Linked DNA regions of Homo sapiens: region 1 is linked to region 2. A link is a loop called in an ENCODE intact Hi-C map of the cell type or tissue named here. Cell type or tissue: Caco-2. All regions are shown on one strand.

Region 1 (8,000 bases), 70 kb before region 2:
TGTAGTCCCAGCTACTTGGGAGGATGAGATGGGAGGATCACTTGAGCCCAGGAGTTTGATGTTATAGTGAGTTGTGATCACACCACTGTATTCCAGCCAAGGTGACAGAGCGAGACTCTGTCTCTAAAAGAAAAGAAAAAAAAAGATGTATGTAATTTAATTAATATATTTTATAATTGAGATTTGACTAATTTCTATCTCTAAAAGATTATAAATTCAAAGTTGGCTAAAATTTGTTTGTATTCTCTTATTGGAAAAATAAGAGAGTGTCTTACTTTGGGTTATTGCATATTCACTTATATGTAATTATTATTTTCAAACAGAAACTGAGGCTTCTTGAAGAGCTTGAAGACACTTGGCTCCCTTATCTGACCCCCAAAGATGATGAATTCTATCAGCAGGTAAGGTATTTTAATATTTTTATCAGTTTCAGTGATGTGTTCTGATCAACCTTATTTTACCTATGAGGAAGCTGGGCTAGAGAGGTTAAATGACAGGTGAAAAGGTCAAATTAGATCACCCATGACTTCTCATGGCCTACAGAGCATGTACATTTCTTCAGAATCGGCTTTTTGCTGTGAATTTAATGCTTTAGCATAGTGACTGTTTTTATTTCCTCGGACATTCCACACTTCCTTGCCTCTGCTCATGCTGTTTCTTCTGCCTAGCTCCTCCTCCTTCCTTTTGCTCCTTATCCTGTTGCAGATGGCTAATTCTTCAAGAGTTCAGTTAAACATCACCTCCTTTGTGAACATTTTCCCAGCTTACCCTACCTACAAGTCAAGTTGATTGCACTCCCGGTAAATAACTCTATACCACCTAGCACATGGTATTGCAATTACAGAATTCCGTGTCTCTGTCTCTGAATTAGACACCACTGTTTCAATTACAAATGACAAAAACCCAAATCAAACTCACAGTGGCAAAAAATAAGGGGAATTTATTGACTTGCCTTAGAAGTCTAGGAGTACATGGCTAAATCCAACTTTACAAAAGATGTCACCCGATCACTGTTTTTTCCTATTTTTCTTGGCTTAGCTTTCCTCAGTGTGATCTCATGCTCAATAGGCTCTCATCTGAGAGCATAGCAGGACTCTGACAGCCCAAGGGGTATGTGGCCTTTGGCATCTGGGATCTTAGAAAAAGTTAGTGAGTTCTTTTTCCCTGGTTCCATCAAATTATCCAGGAAGTAATCCTGTTGGCCTGGTTGGAGTCATGTGCTTATTACTGAACTAGTCATCATGTTCAGGAGAGTCAAATGCTCCTGTTTGCCCAGCCTAGTTCATGCACCTACTCTTGGAGTGGGGTTGGAGTGAGAGTACTCCCACCAAACTGTATGCACTATGTGAGTTAGACATGGGTGGCTCTCCCAAAGGAAAATCAGAGTCCTGTTTCCAAAGAAGGAAGAGTAGGCCCTCTGGGCATGTAAAAATAATAAATTTTCACCTCTTTTTTCCTACTACAATGTGAAGTCTTGAAGCAGAGGGTTGCCGTGAAAATCAGAATAGGAATTAGGTCACAGCATCTTTGTATCTCTAGCACCTGCATGTACATAGCTGACCATCAGTAACCAAGGAAGGAAGAGAGGAAGGAAGGACTTTACCCATCTAGAATCCAGGTCAATATGATTTCTGTGACTTCTAGCTCAATATTATTTCTAGGCCACTGTCTCTTATCTCCATTCCCATTTGATCTGCACCATCTTTCCTCTTCACTGTCAGTCCTCTTATAGGTCTGTCTAGTTTTCCTCTTTGCCCCCCTTCATCCTTGAAGCTATAGTATTTTCTAACCAAGATGTAAATCTGAGCATGGCAACCCTCTGCTTCAAATCCCACATCATTGACTGGCTCCTACATTTTCAGCCTCATCTCCCCTGCTCTTACACCTTTTATCCACACTGGATTTTTGCAGTACTTTAAATTTGCTATGAGTTTCATCTTTGGGGCCTTCTTGCTACGTCCTCTGCTGACGTACCTCCTTCTCTTTATCTGTCTCTTCTTTTTTTTTATTTTTTGACAGAGGATCTCACTCTGTCACCCAGACTGGAATGCAGTGGTGTAATCTGGATTCACTGCAACCTCTGCCCCCTGGGCCCATGCGATTCTCCCACCTCAGCCTCCCAAGTAGCTGAGACCACTGGCATGTGCCACCACGCCTGGCTAATTTTTTGTATTTTTGTAGAGACAGGGTTTCACCATGCTGCCCAGACTGGTCTTGAACTCCTGAGCTCAAGCGATCCACACACCTTGGGCTCACAAAGTGCTGGGGTTACAGGCATGACCCACCATGCCCAGCCTGTCTCTTGTTTCCTTGGTGAACTTCTGTGTTACCTGTTAGTAACAGCTCATATGTCATCTCCTGTAGGAAGCTTCCCTGACACCTCTACAACCAGAGAGTTGTCTCTGCTTCCTCTCATACTTTATCTATACCTTTATCAGCACTTAATCTCACTTAATTTTTTTTTTTTTTTGAGATAGAGTCTAGCTGTGTTGTGTGCAGGCTGGAGTGCAGTGGCGCGATCTGAGCTCACTGCACCCTCTGCCTCCTGGGTTCAAGCAAGTGCATCTGGCTAATTTTTATATTTTTAGTAGAGACATGGTTTCACCATGTTGGCCAGGCTGGTCTCGAACTCCTGACCTCAAGTGATTTGGCGTCCCAAAGTGCTAGGATTACAGGCATGAGCCATCACATCTGGCATTAATCTCACTTAATTGTAATGAATTTTTGTGTGTGCTGGCTTCCCTTATCCTCTGTACTTCGTTCAGTGCCGGGTACCTATCAGGTGCTGAATGAGTTTGCTTCAATGCATGCACCCAATAGTTAATTTGGAAAACCAGTTATATATAATAATAATGAGTTTAGTATGATTTGAATTTTGCTTCTACACACGTACACACTTCCCCAGGGATTTGGCATCTGGAAAGATTTGACAGATGTGTACAGAAATGTCATACTGCATAGTGATAGGGTGGGTGTTCTCTTTTGAACTTTCCCAGTTTTCCAGATTATCTGCAGTGAAGGTATATTCTTTTGCAATCAGGGAAAAAATAATTTTTAAAAGTACCCTTAAGACAGGTAAACCCACAAAAATGCAATTAGTTCTGAAATGCTTACTAAATTTTCATAGCTATAAGCCTTCTGGTGCATGATTACATGCATTGTCACAAAGCAACTGCCAAGCCATTTCAGCTTTTGTCGTGTGAAAATGGTACAGGAAGAATGAGATACAAAAGGTTATCAGCCCACTGTGCTCTGAACCAGCCATCCACTGAGGGATAAAAGGAAACCCAAATGCAAACAGAACAACTATCAAGACTTCTCTGTTATCTTTCCAAGGCCCGCAACAAACCCTGATACTAATATCTAATCACTCTAAGTGCACCTTGCTGTTTTTCTTTTCTTTTTTTTTTTTTGAGACAGCATCTCACTCTGTTGCCCAGGCTGGAGTGCAGTGGTGCAATATCAGCTCACTGCAACCTCTGCCTCCCAGATTCAAGCGATTCTCCTGCCTCAGCCTCCTGAGTAGCTGGGATTACAGGCACCTGCCACCATGCCTGCCTAATTTTTGTAAGTTTAGTAGAGATGGGGTTTCACCATGTTGGCCAGGCTGGTCTCAAACTCCTGACCTCACATTATCCACCTGCCTCGGCCTCCCAAAGTGCTGGGATTAGAGGTGTGAGCCACTGCGCCTGGCCAAAGTACACCTTCTAGGAAGGCTTAGTACTTCAATAAAACCTTAGTAAAAGTAAACCTCTTCTCTTAAAAGATGAAGTGAAAATACTTTTTAATGACATGAGTAAATAGAAAGTTCAGACCTGACACTGGGTCCCTTAAACAGGCCCTCACCACAGGAATGCCAATCCAGCTGCCAGTCATAAACACAGGAGTCTGTTCAGCTTCCATTTTGGGTCTGTCGATTGATCCTTACAGTGTGCTAGGCTTTGTGCTACATGTTTTATGCATGCTCTCACATGCAATCCCCACAACAGCCTCATTCATTGTATTCAGCAACTACTTTTCTTCAGGCTTGAGGTACTTGAGGTAGGTATTTCTGTTTTAGAAATCAAGAGAGGAACCAGGCACAACTGTAAGTTCCACCTACTTGGGAGGCTGAGGTGGGAGGATCATTTGAGCCCAGGAATTGGAGTTCAGCCTGCCTCTCATAACAAGATTAAAAAAGGAGGAAATCAGGAGAGACTAAGTTAGTTATCTGAGTGGGAGAGCTGGAGTTCAGCCCATATTTGTCTGACTCTGAAGGCCCATGCTCTTTCTGCTGTATTGTCCACCTCTTGGTCTACCATGCTCCAATTCAAAACACCTTCAGAGAAGTTTTGCAGTTTCTTTTAATAGGACCGTAGAGAAAAGCAAAACCAAACCACCAAGGGTCAAAGCAGAAAAGCAGAGAGAACTTCTGTTAGCTCATCATGGAACACAAGGAAACGAGGAATTACATAGTCAGAAAACAAACTCTGACTTCCAGAAATATGAATGCAGCCCCTTTTATCCAAAGAAAATGAGACCATCCTCAGTAACCCCCTTGCTGTCACTGATTGTGTGCTAGCTGTGTGCCAGGTTGTTCTGCTGCTACTTTAAGTGCATTACACGTGTGAGCTCACTGAAATCTTGCTATATGCTTCTGAGACAGGTGTTACTAAAACCCTATTTTAGAGATGAGGAAACCGAGGGACAGAGAGGTTCAAAAATTTGTTTAAGACTTATGTGCAGGATATGTTGGGACTAGGATTTAAGTCTGGGCTGTTGGCTTTTGGGTCTCCACTCTTAAGTCCTATACTGCTTCTCTCTTCCCTTGTGTCTCTTCATCCTTCTGAGATAACTCTGCTCTTGTCTCAAAGGTTCCAGACCTCTGTCCCCATCCCAGCTCTCCCTGTGACCTCCAGCTCTCCACTTCCAACTGCCTACGGAGTGGCTCTACCTGAAAGTCTTCCAGCTACATCTAACTCAACATGATTCATATTCATTAAGTTACTTACTCCATTAAACAAATGGATTTCACTCCCCGACTCTGTGCCAGGTACTGTTTTAGGCATTAGAAATGAAGTTGTGAAAACTGACAAGAGATTCGTGTCTTCTTTGAGCTTATTTCTTGTGGGGCAGGTGATGTAGGAGCAAGCCATGTAGATACTTGTTGGAAGAATGTTCTGGGCCTACAGAACAGCAAAGCCTCAGGTATACTTGACAGGAAAAGCACCCGAGGCCAACATACCTGGAGCAGAGGGAGACAGCTGGTGAGAGCAGGGGAGACGGTCAGAGAGAGAGAGAGAGAGAGAGAGAGGCCCGGTTATACGAGAACTTATAGTCTGTAAGTTCTGTAAGAAGAGCATTGGCGGTTACTCTGAGATGAGGAGGCATGAGAAGGCTTGGAGCAAAGCGTGACAGGATGTCACTTACATTTTAATAAGGATTCTTTCTACAAGGCTCTTCCCATTCAGCCTCTTCTCTAACGGTATCCCCTAGTCCCATTCTTGAGATTAGAAAGCTCACCACCCTCAACTTCTATCCATTGCTTTCTTCCCTCATTTAGTCACTGGGTCCCTGGTGGTTTTACCTCTTTAGAATCTCTCAAATTGTTTTTTCTTTTTCCATCCCACAGACACTGCCTCAACTATGTAGGCCACATTGATCACTTTCTGCCTCCGCAGTTTTAGCATCCTCCTGATTAGCGTTCCTCATGCCCTCCCCAGTGCCATCAGAACTGACTTGTACCTCCTTGTTTTATAAATTTTGTTGAGTCGCCTTTGCTTCCAAGATCAAGTTCAAATTCCTCAGCATATCCACCCTATAAGGCCATTGACTTTCTTGTTTTTTTTTTTTTTTTTTTTTTTTTTTTTTGAGACAGAGTCCCGCTCTGTCACCCAGACTGGAATGTAGTGGTGCGGTCTTGGCTCACTGTAACCTCCGCTTCCCAGGTTCAAGCGATTCTCCTGCCTCAGCCTCCCGAATAGCTGGGACTACAGGCGCGCGTCACCATGCCTGGCCAATTTTTGTATTTTTAGTAGAAACAGGGTTTCGCCTTGTTGGCCAGGCTGGTCTCAAACTCCTGACCTCAAGTGATCCGCCTGCCTCGGCCTCCCAAAGTGCTGGGATTACAGGTGTGAGCCACTGCACCCAGCTGCCATTGACTTTCTGACCCTAAACTACCTCTCTGGTGTAATCTCATCCCATGGCCTAAAATGGCGCCCAATCATAAACTCTCGTCATAGGGAGTTCTTGGTTCCACCCTGACTCTGCTGTGCCCTCTTATCCTTCCTTGCCTTTGTGCCCACTAGTACTCTCTTCCCTTTTCTGTCTGGTGAGCATCTACTCTTAAAGACTTTACTTAAACACTACATGTTCTGTGAAGGCTTCAGAAAATCCCTTCTGTTCTAAAATGTATGAAAAATCTGACTGCTTCTCACCACCTCTGCTTCTTACACCGTGGCCAAAACTGCCATCATCTCTGTTGCAACAGCCTCCTGACTGGTTCTGCCTCCTTCCCCTGGTCTAGTTTAACACAGCATCCGGAATGATCTTTGAAAACATAAATCAGCTCATTACACTTTCTTGCTCAAAGCCCTTGAATAGCTTCCCATCAGCCTAGGACCTGACATGCACCCACAAAGCTCTACATGCTTGGGTTCCTAACTGCTTCCCTCACCTCATTTCCTGCCCCTGCCCACTCCCCACCCCCCCTCACACTTTTCTTCCTATTCTGGCACTTTACTCTTCCTGGAATAAACCAAGCTCACTCCTGCCCCAAGGCCTTTGCACTGAATGTTCCCTCAACCTGGAACTCTCTCATCCCCCCAGGCATCTGCAGATATTGTATCCTTGTTTCTTGCTTTCTTCTGCTCTGATGTCACTGTATCTAGAGGCCTTCCCTTACCACCCTGTGGAAAGTAGGCATACTTACCCCAGCACTCCCTATCCTACTTTCTCGGCTTTATTTTTCCCCGTAGACTTATCATCATCTAAAATACCGTATATTTTACTTATTTATATGCTTATTGTCTGGCTCACCTTGCTAGGACATGAGCTTCTAGAGAGAAAATAGACGTTTCGCTCTCTTCCATATTCTCAGCACCCAAGTGCTTTGCAAATAGTATGTGCTCAATACATATGTATTCAGTACCTAAGGGTTTTCCAGCTTTTCCTTCCCAATTATTCCCTGCTCCCACAGCAGTATACTCACACTTCTATTGTAGGACATTCTTCTCTTTTGGTTTCCATTTTGGTTTATACTGTTAAATTATGAGATGCTGTCAAATAGGACCTATCTTCTTTTAATCCTTGTATGTCTGGCACTTTATACAGTGCCTGGTACATAGGAAGTATTTGAGAAATGTTAAATAAACAAAATGAAATGAAGTATTGAATGAATGAATGAATGAATGAACGAGGATCTCTGTGTCATTTTGTAGCAAAGCACATGTTACCTCAAGTCTTGTGATAGCTGTGGCAGAGTCTGAACAGTGACTCCAGAAGTGTATCCCTTCTGGAGCTCTAGTTTGCATCATGCAGGCAGAGTCTGGGTCAGACGAGTGTTTAGCCCGTTAGTCATCGGATGGCTGCCAAGTCGCAAGCATTTTACAACAAAAATTATATAGAAAATGAGTGATAGGGTGCAAATTGCTGAGTGCAAAATAGAAAGTGTTAGGAGCAAAATCTATTAACAGCTAGATTAGAAATACAGTCCTCTAAAATCAGAATATTCTAGTACTTCTAAGTGAAGGGTATTTCCCAAGTTACTTGAATATTTAAATTTTTTTTTTCTCTCTACCCAAGGTTGAGTTCCACTGGGCTTCATTTAAGTGAGCCTCTGGTAAACTGGTATCTTACTTGTTTAAAAACCATATCTGACTTCCCTGTGTGATGAAATCTTTCAGAAGCATCTCTTGATATGGGAGGAAAAGGTAGAATTTTTATATAATGGCTTAAAATAGACAGAAAATGAAGCCTGATCTCCAGAGAGCTTAGCTTTCCACATCTTTCAGCCATTGACA
Region 2 (8,000 bases):
TGAAGTGGGAGGACTGCCTGAACCCAGGAGTTTGAGACCAGCTTGGATAATATAGCAAGATCCTGTCTCTCTCTACAAAATAAAAATTTAGAAAAATTAGCTGGGCAGAGTAGTGCCTGCCTGTGGTACCAGCTATTCAGGAAGGTGAGGTGGGAGGATTGCATGAGCCCCAGAGGTTGAGGCTGCAGTGAAACATTATTACACCACTATACTCCAGCTTGGGTGACACAGCAAGACCCTATCTCAAAATTAAAAAAAAAAAAAAAAAAAAAAGGAGTATAGACTGAGCCATGGGGCAACAGGTGAATTCACAGCCAGGGACAAATATGAACAATCCTAGGAAGGATGGTAGAGTAAACTTAGATTTTGCCCATAATTGTGATTGCTGGTTCTGTCTCAACAGTGCTCAACAGGAACCTTGGATTATATTTTACAACGCTGTCAGTTGGCTCTGCAGAATGTCTGTGACGATGTGGACAATGATGATGTCTCTTTGAAATCCTTTGAGCCTGCAGTTTTGAAACAAGGAGAAGAAATTCATAATGAGGTAAGGACTTTCTTTTTTTTTTTTTGAGATGGAGTCTCGCTCTGTCACCCAGGCTGGAGTGCAGCGGCATGACCTCGGCTCACTACAACCTCCATCTCCCAGGTTCAAGTGATCCTCCTGTCTCAAGCTCCCGAATAGGTGGGACTACAGGTGCATGCGCCACCACTCCTGGCTGATTTTGATATTTTTAGTAGAGACGAGGTTTCACCACGTTGGCCAGGCTGGTCTCGAACTCCTGACCTCAAGTGATCTGCCCGCCTCAGCCTCCTGAAGTGCTGGGATTACAGTCATGAGCCACTGTGCCTGGCAAGACTTTCAAGAATTGTGAAAGATCTGAGATTCTACCCTACTTGCAAGCTAACAAGTTAATCTGCCACAATTTCATATTGTTATAAGACGTGAGACTCTTAGGTCACAGATGGAGGACAGGTTATTACGTATATCAATAGCAGTCACCAGAGTCTCCGTATTTTTGTGTTAGTTCACGAACTTATTCTGTTCAGGCTGCAGTAACAAAATTGCATAAACCAAGTTGCTTCTAAACAACAGAAATTTATCCTCACTGTTCTGGAAGGTAGCAAGTTCAAGATCAGATGGCATCAAGTTCAAGATTTGATGTCTGCTGAAGACTTGTTTCGTGATTCATAGATGGCACCCTCTCACTTTCCTTAGACGGTGCAAGGGCCAGGCAAGCTCCCTGTGGTCTCTTTTATAAGGCTACTAAAGTCTTTTATGAAAGCAGAGCTTCGTGATCTCTCACCTCTGAAAAGCCCCACCTCTTAATGCCATTGCCTCGGATGTTAGGATTTCAACATAAGAATTTTGGAGGGACATGGCCGGGTGTGGTGGCTCACGCCTATAATCCCAGCACTTTGGGAGGCTGAGGCAGGCGGATCACGATCAAAAGATCGAGACCATCCTGGCTAACACAGTGAAACCCCGTCTCTACTAAAAAAAAAAAAAAAAAAAAAAAAAATACAAAAAATTAGCTGGGCATGGTGGCGGGTGCCTGTAGTACCAGTTACTCGGGAGGCTGAAGCAGGAGAATGGCATGAACCTGCGAGGCGGAGCTTGCAGTGAGCCAAGATCGCGTGACTGCACTCCAGCCTGGGCAACAGAGTGAGACTCCGTCTCAAAATAAATAAATAAATAAATAAATAAATAAAAATAAAATAAAAAAGAATTTTGGAGGGACATACACATACAGACCATAGCATTCTCCCAGCTTCTGTTTCTATAGGGCAATGCAAAGGAGGCTAGATAACATGTACATATTGAGGAGTTACATTATAGGAGAGGAACCATGAGCTATGGGAACCTAGTCTTTTTCAAAGGATAGTAAGCATGCCTGTCTTTTGCTGTAGGTCAAGACACTGTCTTCATCTTCCAAGCCTATATGCACACCTGCCCTTTGTTCTAGAGGGAGAAACTCTCTCTGTCAAGGTTGTTGCTATGTAAACATCCTTGCAATGAGAGTCTGTAACACAGGACAGTCATTGCTTACTCACAAGACACGCAGAAGCACAAGAGACTCATGAAGAATAGTCTCCCAGCAAAGACTGCTGGGAATTGAGGGTAGGCCCTGGGAGCAAGTGTCACTGCCTTGCTTTTCACTGATGAAATCAGTTGCAATTCTGCAGTCTGTGAGACCAGCAGGTCTGGATCCCATGGGTCAAAGTTTCGCAAACTCTACTTTTCCCACTAATACCCTCTCAATATTTGCTTTATCTTTGGACTACATACATTGTTTAGTTACTTAATATTTTACTTTAAATCAACTCTTTTTTAACATGTATACATTTCTTTAAAAAGGGAGCTTTATATTGCTACTTTAAGTGGAAATCCAGTATCATTAGCCAAAAGAAAAAGTATCCAGAAAAATAGATCCAATGAAAACAGAGTAATGTTATTACATTCCAGCAGATATTCTTGTCTGGAGGAGGCTCTGAGCCTCAAGTTTCCTTTCTTCATGTTAAGAAGGGAGATTAGTGGTAATGGTTGCACAGCTTTATACATTTTCTAATAATTATTGGATTCTGCACTTACAATGTGTGAATTTTATGGCTGATAAATTATACCTCAAAAAAAACCATTAAAAGAAAAAAAGGAGACACTAAAATGTGGTTGAGAACTGAAGTTCATTCACCAATCTGAGACTTTCTTTTTGATATAATAAGAAGGATTGATGGGGAATTTGGAGTTAAAAAATGTTCTCATGCATCCTTTCTATAATTAATTACTGAGCACGTGCCAGACACTCTTCTGGGCGCTTTAGAATATATTGGTAAATAAAATAGACATTCTAGTACAGGGAGATGATGGTAAGTAATACACTTAACACACTGGTAAATTATACAGTATGTTAGAAGTTGATAAGTGCTACAGGAAAAAAAAAAAAAAACAGAGCAAGATGATAGAAATTGAGAGAACTAGAGAGCCTCCCTGTTGAAAAGATGTCCTTTGAGCAGAGAATTGAAGGACATGAGAAACAGCCATGTGGATATCTGGGGAATTGCATTTTGGGCATAAGGAGCAGCCACTGCAAAGGCTGTGTGGTGGGGGAATGCCTGGAGTCCGTGGAACAGTCCAGGAACAGTATGTTTGAGTGAAGGGAGTAAGGCTGCTACTTGTAGGAGAAGAGGTCATAGAGGTAGTTCCATGAGACTGGGGAGCAGCAGATTGTATAGGTCCTTGGAGGCCCTTGTAAGGACAAGGCCTTTCCTTTTTACTCTGCAGGAAATGGGGACCCATTGAAGAGTTTTGAGCAAAAGGAGAAATAATGTCGTCTCCCATGGCAACATATAATATCTTTTCAATGCCTTTATAAGTTATTTAATATCTTGTGAGCTGCTCCACACTTTGTGAAACATTGTCATAATCTCCAGAACCACAGGGGAAGCAATTCTGCCTTTCAGGGGAGTAGTAACCACTTTTGATGCTGAGCTCAAGTCTGACTTGCTGCCCTTCATTGTGCCTGATGGGTGTTCTACTTTCTCTCTTATTAGTCCCTGCTGGAGACATTGCTGATAGCCAGAACTTCAGGAAAGAATACATTTATGGGCCTGATGACCTCCCTGAATTAGAGCAAAGTTATGTCTTTCTCCATATTTATAGTATAGAAATTCTAATCTCAAAATGTAGTTATTTCCTTCGCAAAAAATCTCACAATTTTCAGTGTCAGACTAGCAGAATGGGTGCTTTCTTTAACATGCATATGGGCTGTTGTATTTCCCTATCCTTTCTCATCTCTTGTGACTGACTGTGATGTTTTTTACCATCAATGGATGGGAGAAATCTGTAAAATCACACTGTGTATATAACAGAATATCGTCATCTAAGTCTGTCTGCTTCAGGCTGGGTGCGGTGGCTCACGCGTGTAATCCCAGCACTTTGGGAGGCCGAGGCGGTGGATCACCTGAGGTCAGGAGTTCGAGACCAGCCTGGCCAACATGGTGAAACCCCGTTTCTACTAAAAATACAAAAAGTTAGCCAGGTGTGGTGGCGGGCGCCTGTAATCCCAGCTACTTGGGAGGCTGAGGCAGGAGAATCGCTTGAACCCGGGAGGCAGAAGTTGCAGTGAGCCGAGATTGTGCCATTGCACTCCAGCCTGGGCAACAAGGGCGAAACTCTATCTCAAAAAAAAAAAAACAAAAAAAAAAAAACAAATTTGTCTGCTTCAGAAAGTGACTGGCTGCTTTTGATATTATGTGTTAGGGAGGTGGGGCAGAGATGTACTGTATCAGAAACCTCGGCCCCCTGGGGTTGAATAGAGAGATTGATCTTGAATTTAAATAGCGTGTGTGCCAGTCTTCACCATCCCCCCAATCTCTGATTCTTCAAGGTCATCTCCTTACTTTCACAATTAATTCCATATGTCAGGGCACATTGTCAGATATTGTTCTTTTGCCATACAAGTTGGCCTGGGATTTAGCAGTTGCATGCTCGCTCTCTACTTTGTCCTGTTGTTCAATGAAAGCCCACGTGTCTGTAAGAGTTCTCCCAGTTTCTTTCTTGCTTGCCTCTTTCTGCAAGGCCATGTGTCTTTTCTGGACAAATCACAGGATGAAGCCCTTGGTTTTACATACTGCAAGCTCTCAGTCTGTGTGGGTTGAAAAGTGGTTTGTTTTCCTTGTCTAGGATGGTTTCTAACTAAGCAGTTTCGGAAGTTTGGGCATATGTTTTGGAGTACCTTATGGGAGATAGTTTTTCCAATTTAAGATGCTTAGGAAAGGTTCTTGTTTAATTATAAGCAGAATCTTCTTCCATGTTATTAAATGGCCCACTTTCCTTTTTAAAGATAGTAAAATGTGGAATTCAGCCTCTTCTCTTAGTAAATGTCCCCTAGAAGAATGGAATGTTTGATGGTATTGTTTGGCTCTCATTTTCTTCTGATCAGACCTGTGGCTTCCTTATAACTACTGCAAAAGGGCCTTCATAGGGTATCTCTTTGTAGGCAGAGCCTTACCATGTCTTCCTGGTCTAATTTCTTTCTCAGTGAAGTAACTTCTTTCCGTTATTACAGTGAGACATTAATCCCAAGGGGCGCAGTCACACATCTCATAAGGGAGCTCTATGGCTGACTTGGGACCAAATCAAGAGCCTAAATAAACTTGGTAGAAGAAAAGTAGGTGACGTTTGCTGACCCGTTGGAATGATGGATATGATTTACAACTATATGGTGATAAAGTGGCTCAGAAATATTCTTTTGAAGTCTTATTAGCTTTGCTCTCCAATGCCTAAGTGCCCAATGACTGAAGTCCAGATATGTGGGTTGATTCCATTTCTTTCTCCTCTTCTAGGCTTATTTCCATTAAGTGCATGTTCAAAATCAGGGAGTTTGGTTTGTAAGTATCATGAAAACTTTGAGAGAACCCTGAGAGCTCCTGCAGGTTGTTTCCCTGCTATTGAGGTCTTCAGGGATGTGTCACCCGTGGAATGTTCCTTGGCCCCAAGTCAGCATTTGTCCTCCTGACGGCTTGCCTCTTATTTCTGCTGTGTTAGCTATGAGCATCCTTTGGCGGCCTACAACTCTGGAGAAGGGAGGAAGACCCAACTCCTGTCATGGTTACCACTTCATCAGTCAGTCAATATGGTTAGACATTGATGTTTGTTTGGTTTTTTAGCCCCAAAGTAATAAGGACTCACTGTATTTTGCGTTCTGACTCTTTGGTTTTGTGCAGTGTCCATGCTGTAGCTTTCCTTCCTAATTTCCAGAGTTTATTACCTCAGACTCTGAATCAAGCAGGTGGAGATTTTTTTTGCCTTCTTAATTAAGTTTAAGGAGAGAGTCAGCTACTTCTTTCTCTTGGCAGTGGGGAAACTGGTAAACGTGGCATTTGATTAAAATCCTGTAATAGTTTTTACCCACAACATTGAAATGAAAAAGTCAGGTCATGGAGTTGAATAGAAGGCATGCCAGTGGACTTGATGTCCAGAGATTGTATCTCATGGGCAGTACTTCAACTCATGAATAAAATTGTGTTGGGAGAAGGTCTTCAGTGCTGTTGAACGTTTCTGACTGGCATTAGTGGGAAAGGGTGGGCATGAATTGACAAGGACATTAAAACTTTTCCTGGTCAGAAAATTGGTAAGATTGTGAGATGCTTGAGGACAGGAAGTCCAAAGCCTTGTGGTCTTGTTTAGTATGCATTCTTGACATCTAGCAAGTGCCTAACAGATAGTAGGCAGTAATTGTTTCTGTCTTACAGATGACATAGCTATTCTGTAGTGGTACCCACTTTTGAACTGACTCCAGAACCCATATTCCTTTTTTCTTTTAGAGACATGGCCTCACTGTGTTGCCCAGACTGGAGTTTAGTGGCGCGATCATGGCTCACTGCAGCCTGGACCTCCTGGCTCAAGTGATCCTCCTGCCTCAGCCATCTAAGTAGCTGGGAGCACAGGCGCGTGCCACCACAACCATCTAACTTTGTTTATTTGTTTATTTTGTAGAGATGAGGTCTCACTATGTTGCCCAGGCTAGTTTCAAACTCCTGGGCTCAAGTGATTCTCCTGCCATGGCCTCTTAAAGTGCTGGGATTATAGGTCAGAGCCCTTATTTTTAACCATGATACTATCTGCCTCAAAACATGGTTGGGCATCCAAGGGAAGATGAAGGCATTATTTATTAAAATAGCCAGGGCTCTCTCTTTGCTCTCTTGTCCAATAGCAGAGCCCCTAGATATAGCCTTCTCCTTGCTTCCAAGTTTTAATTTACTGAAATCCAGTTTCTAGTGTACCCTGATAGACTGGATAAACTAATTACATATGATAATCTATTTCCAGAGTCACCATGGTTGGCGAGCCTTATCCATTCTGTCCTCTTCAACAGGCATAACCAGCCCAAAGACTGGAAAATCTTTTAAACCTTTTCAACTCTTTCTAACATAGGGCTTGATGTTTTGCTAACAGGCTCTTTCCATAGTGTGAACAAATTTTATGTGAAATCCATCAAAAAGAACTCATTTTTTTCTTGAAGTAAGTATGTTGTTAAACCAGTATCTTCACAGAAGTTGAACCACACTTGTATTAATTCTTCTTTCAAAGTACTCAAGGTTACATCTGTTAACCACTGTCTTTTAATAGCACAGATAAGTTTTAGCAACTGTTGTTTTAATATTGTCTACATTCCTTTTTTGTTTTGTTTTGTTTTGTTTAAACAACTTTAACTGAAATCAGTCCTACATAGCAAACAAACATTTAGTTAATGTAAACTAAAACCTTTTCATACAACTTGGTATTCTCAGGTTACTTATTTGAGCCATTTCCACCATCGTTAAATCTTCACAAGTTGCTTTTGTTTGCCTCATGAAAGTTCAATATGGATAAACACACAAAAAAATTCTTTGCGGTAACAGGTGAAGATTATAATAGCTCCATGTCTATATATGGAACATGATCACCTTAGCAAAGCCAGACAATCCAGCCTGAAGCTGTGGTGGCTCCACGTTTCTTTAGCGGGCAGTGGTAAAAAGAGTATTTAAGATCGGTAGCATTGTACCTTGATTTTCAAGTTGATGAATGATAGAAGACTTAGAAAATGGATAGAAAACAATTTTATATATTTCCATAGGTTAACTCAGCCTCTCATCTAAATATGTTGGGATTATTTTAGTTGCAAGGGGCAAAACGTTCAACCTGAACTAGCTTAAGTAAGAACAGCTTCAGGAATAGTTCGATCAAGGGTCAGTTGATGTCATCAGGATGTGGTTTTTGTCTTTTCATCTTGCAGCTACCCCTACTATGTTGGCTCCATTCTTCCCATTGCTGGCAAAATAGCTGCAGAGTCTTCTTCCTGTAGTTTCTGATAGTCTTGAGACTCATTCTGATGGGACATATTCCTATTCCTCTCAATCCTAGTTCTGTGACTAGAGAATCTAGTGGGCTGATTGGCTTAGACCTGGGTTGCATATTCCACCCCTGGCATTGGAGCTGGAGCCTCCTCAGACCACAT

What was found. A loop is a pair of places that touch in the nucleus more often than their neighbours do. Peaks named below come from ENCODE experiments on the same cell type or tissue, not always from the same donor. Only the 100,000 strongest peaks of a DNase experiment are listed, where the experiment ranks them.
Region 1: it touches region 2 in a loop (4-fold over the local background); 4 of 110 quality-filtered maps call a loop at or near these places.

The regions. Positions count from the first base shown.
Region 1 is chr16:53,809,817-53,817,816 of GRCh38, forward strand. It overlaps FTO (FTO alpha-ketoglutarate dependent dioxygenase), which reads left to right. Exons shown (of 9, transcript NM_001080432.3): 2 at 324-401. Among named protein-coding and RNA genes, the nearest start is that of FTO, 110 kb to the left of the region's middle. In Caco-2, no CTCF peak of the experiment used is centred here; DNase peaks (open chromatin) are centred at 3,275 and 3,755; H3K27me3 peaks cover 119 bases.
Region 2 is chr16:53,879,441-53,887,440 of GRCh38, forward strand. FTO (FTO alpha-ketoglutarate dependent dioxygenase) reads left to right here. Exons shown (of 9, transcript NM_001080432.3): 6 at 404-547. Among named protein-coding and RNA genes, the nearest start is that of FTO-IT1, 160 kb to the right of the region's middle. RefSeq lists an enhancer at 2,037-2,331. In Caco-2, a CTCF peak has its summit at 3,074; a DNase peak (open chromatin) is centred at 2,141.